Linked DNA regions of Homo sapiens: region 1 is linked to region 2. Evidence: chromatin loops called from intact Hi-C (ENCODE). Cell type or tissue: GM12878. All regions are shown on one strand. Links, peaks and the distances in the headings refer to the core of each region. The heading gives the core; the rest is flanking DNA.

Region 1 (5,386 bases), core at 138-5,137, 55 kb after region 2:
AATGCCAACTCTACTTTCTGATCATTTTATTTTGCAAGGAAATTTTTTCCCAGAATATTTTTTCTTTCTATGCATTCTTTTATTTAATTACACAATAAATTTAACCAGCTTTACAGACCAATACATATATATCTACAAAGGATGTATTTCATTTTTGATGAACATACTATGGCTTATTTAACAAGTTATCCTTACTAATAGGCATTAAGGTTTCCAATAAATATTTCAATAATGAACATCCTTGAACATATTTTTATTTATTTATTACCATTTTAATAACCACATTTATTTTCATTATTCTTATAGCACATCTATTCTTAGCCACTCATGTGATTTGAAAATACTTTTATATTAAATGTCTATTTAATCAATATTTCCTCATCTTTATAATGATTCATTTGCATCTCTTCCAAAACTTCAAGTTAATGTCTAAACTCAATTTTCTTTTGTTTCTCTTCTTCTATTTTTATTTTAGGTGCCAGGGGTACATGTGCATCTATGCTTTCTCATTCAGGCTGTCTAGACATGCTCTAGGGGAAAAAGCTGAGCCAAACAATGACACCCACTGAGAATTTTATGCATGTGGGAGAAAAACCCCTGAATAACACAAAAGGAAAACACAATATTAATACAGTCTTGCTATTACTGGCAATGTGGGCACAAAGTATAAAAAATTACATTTCATGTTTAGGAAAAAAGATGAAAAAATTTTTTTACTTGTAGAAAGTGCCAAATAACAAAAATTCTCCATATTCCTGTAGGATAAACTCACCTGGAATTTCATCAAATGAATAGAAATGAGGATGAATAATATTCCACTGGCATATAATTGGCATGACCACTATATGGATTGAAGGTGATTTTAATCATCAATGGAAGATACAATGTACAGTGGTTGTTTTCTGGATTCCGGCTTTTCCCTCCCCTGTATTAGGTCAGCCTGACCCTGTACTGTGCCATTTATCCTCACTGACTCCTCCCATATCCCAAATTCCAGGAGTTTATACTTCCTGTGGCTCACTTAAGCAGAGGCATCTAAAGAATGAGATGCTTGAAGGTGAGTATCACCCCATATGTAGCCAACATCTTCTTAAGTAGGTTCCAATGATTTAGGGAACTTTAAAAGGTTCCCAAATACATTTTCTAAAATCCACAGTTGCCATGATCAGAGCTACTTGGGGATGACACAGAGAGTTAGAACATTACTTCTCAGAGGTCTTATTTCAATTGTAGGCAAACATGATCTAATCACCATTATAATAACAAGTTGGGCCACTACAGGGCTTTACAATGTACACAGCACCATGGCACCTTTTATCTGGTTTGAGTCTGACTACACCCCTGAGAAGCAGGCAAGGCAAATACCATTCTCACTTTGCTGAAAAACTGAGGGTGAGAAGGGTAATACAGAGTGCATGTGACAGAAGAAAGGTTGGAACTAAATTCCTTTTAAAGAGGCACCTACAAGCAAAATTTTGCACATAATTCCAGGAATTGTGTAGACCACCCATAGCCTATCCAAGAACACCAGGTTAAAAATATTTGCCCTCAGACAGACTGATTTAATTGGTCAGGGGTGGAACTCAGGTATTTTTTTAAAAAGCTTCCCAGGAAATTCATATTTGTCCAAAACTACTTCAAAAATTCATATTTGTCAACGTTGACTGTTGGGTCCTGTTGCCTTCTTTCTCATTTTTTTTCCTTTCCAAATCGCTCTTTGTTTTACTTAATATTATTTTCTATTACGTCTATCTTTCTGTTTTTAGCCTTCTCTTCTCACTCAGCTTTTGTTGCAAGTCTGGAAATTACTGAATACAGTCTTCTTTGGCTCTTTCCTTCAGACTACATACTACTGCCATCTATGTTTCTGTTCTTCCTCCTTTTTCAAAACTATTATTCTCTCCTGAAGCTTCACCCTTCTAGAATATCAGTATTCCACCTCGATTATTTTCTACCTAATGAGCTAATTAGCATTAATGGAAAAACTACTGAAGTTAGGAAATCAGAGATCTTCCAGTAAGTCAGTGGCCTCAGGCCCAATCAGTAAAATAAGGAAAAATATACCTACCTGATAGAATTTTTGTGAGAAACAAATGAAACACATACTCAATCATGGGAATAAAATACTCAATACTCAATAATAAAAATATTTTTAAAGACTATCTCCTTGAAGTTCTTTTTATTCCTTATCTATTTTTTGCTGCAACCCAATACAATATTCTGTACTCTTTCCAAGTTATATGCCTCTGTTTTTTACATACCCACTCTCATTTCTAATTTTAAAATTTAGCATATGTATTCTATAACCCCACAGTGCCCAGAAAAATGTTATTCTGGATTTGGCAAGAATTTTTTGTAACCCCAGTTCTAAACTGTTAATAATGGCAGGGAGAGGTGCTATGGCTTATTATTAAACTGCTTTATTGTTAGCTCATTAATCATACACAGGTCCAGAAGAATATTCAAAATGTTTCTTTCAGGTTGAGTAGGTACCTGATCTAAACATGGTCCATTATGAGTAGGTGTTCAGAAATGACTCATCTTTCCTCCAATCATCTCCTTTAGTGTCTTGAGAGCTCTGAGCCTTTGACCTTTCTCCTTATTTTCTTTACCTCTACAGCCTCTTTGCTTCTTTTTGCTATGGTCCCTCCTTAGCTGCAAAAGAATGCAGCCTGGTGTTATTTCATTCTATTGAATTCCATTTAGGATGAGGTTTTGGGTTAGTGGTGAGGTTTGGATGGTACTAGGAACATCTAAAGCCAATTGGAATGTCTTTTCCGGCTGCTATTAACAAATACCAAAAAGTTATGGGGTCTCTCCCAGTTCTGGAGGTTGAGAAGTCCAAGATCAGGTTTCCACCTTGGTTGGGTTCTGGTGAAGGTCCTCTTTCAGATTGCAGATTGCCGAGTTCTTGCTGTGTCCTCATGTGTTGCAAGGGTGAACAAGTTCCCATGGGCCTCTTTTATAAGTGAACTAATCCCATTCATGAGAGCTCTGCCATCTGACCTAATCCTCTCCTAAAGGCCCCACTTTTTAATACTATTACATTGGGGATTTGAATTCAACATAGAAATTTGGGGAAAACACAAATATTCAGATGATAGTACAGAATTTCAAATTTTCCAGATTGACTTCTTAGGATATTCTTATGCTCATTATGCTAAAAATCTCTGTTCAATATTGAGCCCATTTAGATGACTTGTCTGTGGTATTGTGCCAAAATAGCCTCTTTTTCTGCCCGTGGTCACTTCTCAAGAGCCCCCTTCTATTTTAGACTTGATTTCTATCATGAAACAGGGAAAGGAGTGTAAAAACCCATCTAGCTAAAACCACCACCCAGAGCACAGACCAGGAATCCAGTGCTCTGTCAACTGCTAATGTTAGTTTGTTTGAACTTTGGAATTAATTAGATGTATACACACCTCCTAACAAAATATTTAACAATTGAGTCCCTATCATTCATGTCTCTTCAGTCAACTTTTAGGCTCTTCTTTCTCATTCTCTGCAACCAGAAACTGTTTCCCCACCTCTGCTCATCCTTTAACATGCTGTCATACTGCCTTATTTCCTTTTACCATCAAACTACTAAAAAGATTAGTCTACAATCAGGGTATCTTTTCCCACTCTTCAATTCCTTTCATCTTAAGCTTCTACATTCTTCACCTGAAGGAAATTGCATTCTTGAAGGTCTCTGCCCTCATAATTGCCAAATAAAGTGACATTTTGGTCTCTCTTCTCCTCTATCTTCCTGGAAGTTTTGACAATGTTGACTAATCACTTTAAAATTTTTTTTCTTTATATCCACAGTAAGAGTTGTCTTTCTTCTTTTATTTTTCTCAATGATTCTCTCTCTCTTTTTTGCTAAAGACTTCTTTCTAAAGTACATGTGAGGAAATCACTTAAGTTCCTGGTTCTCAACTTCCTCACCTATAAAATGAAAATATCCATTCCAAAAAGAATCATGAACATTAAATTATATTAGGTACTCCAAAAATATAATTATCCTCCTTTAGTGTAAACATTTATCAGAATTCTGTCTTTGGTACTATCTCTCTTCATCATTGAATTTTACGAATGAGAATAAAATCTTTACCTTAAGCCCTCAACTCTCTCCAGAACCCCATACCAATATTTCCAATTTGTATATCATGCTTCATGTTCAGTAAATCTACAAAACCAAACTTATCATGTCATCTTCTCCCTCATCAAAATAAACATCTGTTCAATTCTTTCCTATCCTTATTAGTAGCATTCCAAAGTCCCAATCAACAAGGCTCAAATCATTAGTCATCTTTGGCTCCCTTAGACCTAATCCATCTATCTACTGCTAATTCTTTATCCAAAGTGTCTCTTGCACCAAAGACTACATAAAATGTATAAAACATTATAGCCAAGTGTTACTTATATTAGCATCCAAAGTAAAACAATGTAATCTGCCATATCAACAGAACCAAGAGTACACGCAATAAACTGATAGCCTACATTGTAGTTAATGTTGAAACACTGTAACATTGTCTGCTTTCCCCAAAGATAGGGAACAAGGCAATAATTCTTGGTTTTACCACTTCATTGCATCATTTTACTATAGTCACAGCAATAAGAAAAAGAAATAAAAGGCACAAATATTAGAAAAAAAAGTCAAACTATCATTATTATAAGATGACATAAAAGAATCCTATGGAAGTTATTTTTTAAAAAAGCAAACAAGTACTCTAGCATTTAAATAAAATTAAAATGGTAATATAAAACTCAACTGCATTTCTACATGCCAACAACAAACAATTAAAATATGAAAGCAATAAATAATACTAAATTATTAACTCAGTAAATAACAATTTTTTTCCTTGTAGCAAAAATTAAATCTTGACCCCCACCTCACACCATACACAAAGCAATCTGAGATGGATTATCGACCTAAATATAAAAACCAGAACGAGAAAACTTCTAGAAAAAAGTGGGAGCATATATTTACAACCTGGGACAAGTCACAAAAACACTAACCATAGAAGAATAAAATGATACATCTGACATAAAAATTAAAATATTCTGCTCATCAAAAGGCACTTGAGAAAATGTTTAGGCAAATCACAGAGTAGGAGAAAATATTTAGAGTGCATACACCTGAGAAAGGACCCATATCTTGTGGGGTTACAGAAGAATTTATAAAGAATTACTACAAATAAACAATCACAAAGCTGAACACCCCTAAAAAAAAGAGGTGAGCAGATACTTCACAAAAGAAGATCTAAGAATTGGCAATAACCACAGAAAAAGGTAGTCATGATCATTAGTCACCAGAAAAAATGCAAATTAAAACCATAATGAGAAATCATTTCACACCCAGAAGAATGGCTAAAATAAAAAAGTTTAAAAGGCGAGAATGTGG
Region 2 (5,317 bases), core at 318-5,317:
CGTCTGGCCTTTACATGATGGATATGTGGGAGGCACCAAGAGGAACAGTACTTGAATGCTTTGCTTAAGGAAACTGACTTAAGGAGACTCAACTGCAAAAGGACCTAACTTAATTAGAGAAATAAAAGGTTTGCTTCTCGAGGTCTATTTACAGACTAAGAATTACAAAATAAAAGATCTAGTGTATGTGGATTAATAATTTTAATAAGCGAAAGTGGTATGTACTTTCTAAAGTATATCACAAATGTGATATAAAGAGATAATTGAGAGGCAGAATAATGTGTTGGTCAAAGTGCAAGCCCTGAATCAGAATGGATGGAATCAAATCATGGCTCCACTCACCTCTAGTTCTATCAATGAAGGCAAGTCAGTTATATGCTCTGTGCTTTCATCCCCCATTTGTAAATCAGACATGACAATAGTACTTACCTAGGGTTGTTGTGAGAATTAAATTAGTGAGAATATGCAAAACATTTAGAAAAGTTCTTAATAATTATAGAGATAATTTACCTACAAAAATCTAATTGACAATGATGACTTTTATTGCTGAAAGGAAGGAAACTTTTAACTCCTCTCAAATTACTGGGAGTTCAAAAATGAATCTTGTTGAGTGAAGAAAATTGCTACAGAAGACTTTGGAAGTGATTACACAAGTACAACATAGTAAAGCTAGAATCTTCTGCCACTTGTCAAAATAAACTAAAAATAGATGAAGAATAATAAACACTAAGTTGTGAATCCTAGTGTCTACTTACGATAATTTAATGACAATAAATCTAGGCAGATCTACTGGGTTATGCTAAGACATTTTCCTAGCTGTATCTAATTTGATTGACTTTTTCTGTTTAATTAGTGAATATTATAATTATGTGTTCTGAAAGTTGTATGAATTTCATACCATCAAATAGCACTAATGCAAAATAGAGCAAAATATCAAGACTTAGAGTCTCTTTTGTGAACTTGCCTTCTTGCAAAGAATATAGTTAACTCCCTGGAGTAATCCTTATTTGTCTACATAATGAATGCTGTGGGAAAATGAGGCACTTCCACTCTTGTTCTCATCGGCATTGATATGACCTTGTCTGATTTAGTTGAACCAAGGGCATTTTCAATAATTACAAGCTCAGAGGTCTACCACAGATCCTCTCATGGGAGGATTACTTAATGTAGGCAAAGTAGATACAACCCTTCATGTCTGGTCCATTTTAATTTATTGGTTGCCTAAATATTCAATCAGAGCTTTCACCAGCTATATTTGTAGAGCTGCTCAAATGTTTTTATAAAAGTAAGCACATAGAAATTACAAACGGTGCTTCTTTTCATTCTTGCAGGCTGACACCTACAAAATATATTTTGTTAGGTTATAAATAGTTAAAAAACTTTTTTGAGCTACAATGCTTTTAATTGCTTAATTTTGTAGTTTTTAGAAACATGTTCTAGAAATATTTAGGAAACAATATCACATCCTGTGGCATCAAGAAAGGCAGGAACTTTGTTTTTCTAATTAATAAAGAAGGCTAAAAAGAGTCAGTTGTTAAATAGGCAATGGGAAACCATAATTGTAATCCATGGGAACCACGGATTTTTGCTGGAATATAAAGGATGATTTAAAATTAGCTTAAGATTTCACTGATTCTTAATGTATTTTGTTGATATATTGATTAGAAAAAAATTACATTTAGCCACACCTAAACTTATTTTGGCTTGTTTATCAAATTTTCAGATTAATTCTTGTTGATCAGTTTCCTTTCCTCCTTCCTTCCTTCCTTCCTTCCTTCCTTCCTTCCTTCCTTCCTTCCTTTCTCATGCTCCACAACAAACATTTGTTAGGCAACAGTTCATTTACTAACACCATAATAGGTGCTAGAGATTCCAGTAGAAATCATAATCTCTGTCACCATGAAGTTCATGAATTTACAATAAAAACAAAACCAATTAACAAAGGTGGGCCCCGAATTCAATGACTGGCCTCCTTATAAGAAGAGGAGAGGATACAGAGACCCAGAGAAGAAGGCCATGAGAAAACAGAGGCAGAGATTGAAATTATGCTGCCACAAGAGGAGGAACACCTGGAAGCTGGAAGAGGCAAGAAAGGATTCTTTCCTAGTGCATTTGGAGGGAGCATGGTCTTGCTGACTCCTTGATTTCAGACTTCTAGGCTCCAGACTTGTGAGAGAATAAATTTCTGTTGTATCAAGCCACCCAGTTTGTGGTACTTTTTGTGGCATCCTTAAGAAACGAATACAGACATGTTCACTTTGAAGTACCTTTGGGACAACTGAGTCGAATGGTCAAAAGAAAGATGAATTCAGGGATTTGGAATTCCAGCTTAGGCTGGAGATAAAACTTTGAGGATTATCAGTATGCGATTTGGCAATAAAGCCATATAAGTGGCTAAGATCATCCAACGCACTGTGTAGAATGAGACAAGAATTCCATCTAGGGCCATGAAGAACAGTACCTTTTAGGAAGAGACCAAGGTGGAGGTGCTCACAAAGGGAGACTGGAGAGGTAGAAGGAAGACCAGGATAGTGGAGGGGCACATGCAGAGGGTTTCAAGGGTTAAGTGCAGCAGACTGGTCAAGTAAAATAAAGACTTTGTCCGTTGCATTTAGGAAAAGGCAGTTGTGGTGACCTAACTGAGACTTCAGTGCAAGAGTGGAGTAATTTTCAGGAATGACTGAGAGATCCAAAAGTGAGTCCAGGAAGTGTAGACAGCTCTTTCCAGGGGATTGAATGTGAAAGGTGGAAAACCGACTGCAACTAGAAGCAAAGAATGAAGAAGACCTTTCACATTGCTTAATTGTCACTATTTGGATTTTCTTACAGATGATTATGCTCTTAACTAATGAGACACTTTGATGTTTAGACAATGATGATAAAACAAAACAGTACCTCATTTTAATTGTTGTTGTCCACAAAACTGCTCACTAAATTATGGCAAAGCAACTAGAACATGTTTTACAGATACAAATCTAAAAAGTCAGTAAATGAGAATCTGTTGTTGGTAGAAATTTTCTGCATAATTTACAAAGAGGGAAATTATAGGCAGAATAATGTTTTGAAATGCAAAACATCTGACTCATAGTAGAGATGAAGAGCAGTGAATGACCCATGAGAGAAACTTATCTTATTGTTCACACACAGGGTAGAGAAAATTCAAACCGATAAGGCATCAGGCAAAGCAAAACTGCTTTAACGAAGGTGAGTCATAATGCCACTCAGGGAGATGAATCAGGTGCCCACATGTCCAATCACTTTCATAATTACAGCTCCCTACATCTTTTAAATTAAAACTGAAGTCAGGTAACAACTAATGTCCCTTTAGAACAAACTTAGCCAAATGGAAATAGACAGAGTCCTAAGAAGTAAAATGAGCATATCAAAGAGATGCAGCTTTTCTGGAAAGGAAAAAAAGAAAGAGGGGCAGTGGCTCACACGTGTAATCCCAGCACTTTGGGAGGCCAAGGTGGGTAGATCACTTGAGGCCAGGAATTCGAGACCAGTCAACATGGCAAAACCCTGTCTCTACCAAAAAGACAAAAATTAGCCGTTCATAGTGGCACATGCCTGTAGTCCCAGCTGCTCCAGAGGCTGAGGCACAAGAATCACTTGAACTTGGGAGATGGAGTTTGCAGTGACCTGAGATCATACCACTGCACTCCAGCCTGGGTTGCAGAGTGGGACTCTGTATTAAAAAAAAAAAAAAAAAAAAAGAGAGAGAGAGAGAGAGCTTGCACAAAAGCAAGCCATCCCTTTAAGTGTAATGTCATGACTGCTGGCCCCAAAAGACTTTTAAATGCTTTTATTGTGCCCTCTGTTCCAACTGATTTTGATACCTTCCCATCATGGAATCACTACAGTAGTTTTTGCTCAACATGAAGTCTTAGATATATTATACCTGAGGCCCCTAAGGTTTCCTGCTCAAGCCAGGAGAGTAAGCAGCCTCCCTGCCCCCTCCCACCCACTTCCCTTCTAGCTTTCACAGTCAATCAAAAGCCTAGTAAATTCTACATCTTAGACATCTACCCTCTGTCCTTTCCCAGAGATACAGCCTGATCTAAGCTGCTACTGACTTACCTGTAACAACTAGTTTCACTCATCCTGGTTGCCTCCTTTAGGCAAAGCTACAGCACAGCTAGCGTGAACATGGAAACATACAAATCAGATATCATTCTGTTGCCTAAACCTTAGATGGTTTCCCGCCAAGACCAACACAAGCTTATATGAGCCTCTGTGAGAATTTTGAAAAAAAGGTAATTGCCCCTACTATGGGATAAGCAGAAAAGAGCCACATTTCAGACCCGATTTACCCTGTGGTTAGGCTTATTTATGTGGCGATGAAAATGCAGCAGACGTTGCCTGTAGAATAAAATCCAGACTCTTTAAAATGGCTTATGAAGCCCTCTACAACCTGGCCCCTGCCAATCTCTGCAGTCACCTCTCACCATTCTTTGATCTTGCTCTTACAGATCAGTTTCAGTTCCTTGACCATATCATGTTCTCACTTATATCTTTGCCAAACCTGCCACTGTTTGGAATAGTCTTCCCTCCTTTGTGACCACATAATTCCTGCTCACTTTTCAGGTTTTGACAAAAATATTACCTCCCTTTACAGGTCTTCCCCGATGCCCTTGATTAAAAATGCTTTCTTGCCATACACTCCCCCAGATCACCTAAATGTGTCCTTGCATAACAGTCATTAGGATTCATTGAAATTGCTGGCATAGGCTGAGTGCAGTGCGCATGCCTGTAATGCCAGCACTTTGGGAGGCTGAGGCAAGTAAATCACTTGAGCCCAGGAGTTCAAGACCAGCCTAGGCAATGTGGTGAAACCCCATCTCTACAAAAAAAAAAAAAAAAAAGAAAAGAAAAGAAGTAACTGGGCATGGTGTTGCATGCCTGTAGTCTCAGCTACTCAAGAGGCTGAAGCTGGGGGGTTACTTGCGCCTGGAAGTGTAGGCTGCAGTGAGCTGTAATCGTGCCACTGAATTCCAGCCTGGGCAACACAGTGAGACCCTGTCTCAAAATAAGAGAGAAATTGCTGGTATAACGTCAACATTTTCTAATGAACTCTCAGCTCAAAGAGAGCAGAGATTTTGTCTGTTTGCTCCCCACTGTATTATCTGTATATAGTAATGTGTCTGATGCTTAGAAGCTCAAGAAATATTTATTGACTGAATAAATAATTACATGAATAAAAAAGCCTGGAATCCTTGTTACAGTATAGTGGGAAGAGGTCTAGTCCAGGCTCTTCCACTAACTTATTGGTTCTGTGACTGTAAACAAGTTTCCTAACCACGGTGAGCCTACTCTT

Evidence for each region. A loop is a pair of places that touch in the nucleus more often than their neighbours do. Peaks named below come from ENCODE experiments on the same cell type or tissue, not always from the same donor. Only the 100,000 strongest peaks of a DNase experiment are listed, where the experiment ranks them.
Region 1: a loop joins it to region 2, with 2.0 times the contacts of the local background. A loop is called at or near these places in 1 of 110 quality-filtered maps.

What each region holds. Positions count from the first base shown.
Region 1 is chr12:99,434,279-99,439,664 of GRCh38, forward strand. The region is part of intron 11 of ANKS1B (ankyrin repeat and sterile alpha motif domain containing 1B); the gene reads right to left. Among named protein-coding and RNA genes, the nearest start is that of GARIN6, 210 kb to the right of the region's middle. In GM12878, for the core only: no CTCF peak of the experiment used is centred there; a DNase peak (open chromatin) is centred at 2,533.
Region 2 is chr12:99,379,003-99,384,319 of GRCh38, forward strand. All of the region lies in intron 12 of ANKS1B (ankyrin repeat and sterile alpha motif domain containing 1B), which reads right to left. Among named protein-coding and RNA genes, the nearest start is that of GARIN6, 270 kb to the right of the region's middle. RefSeq lists a silencer at 3,183-3,282. In GM12878, for the core only: no CTCF peak of the experiment used is centred there; a DNase peak (open chromatin) is centred at 3,199.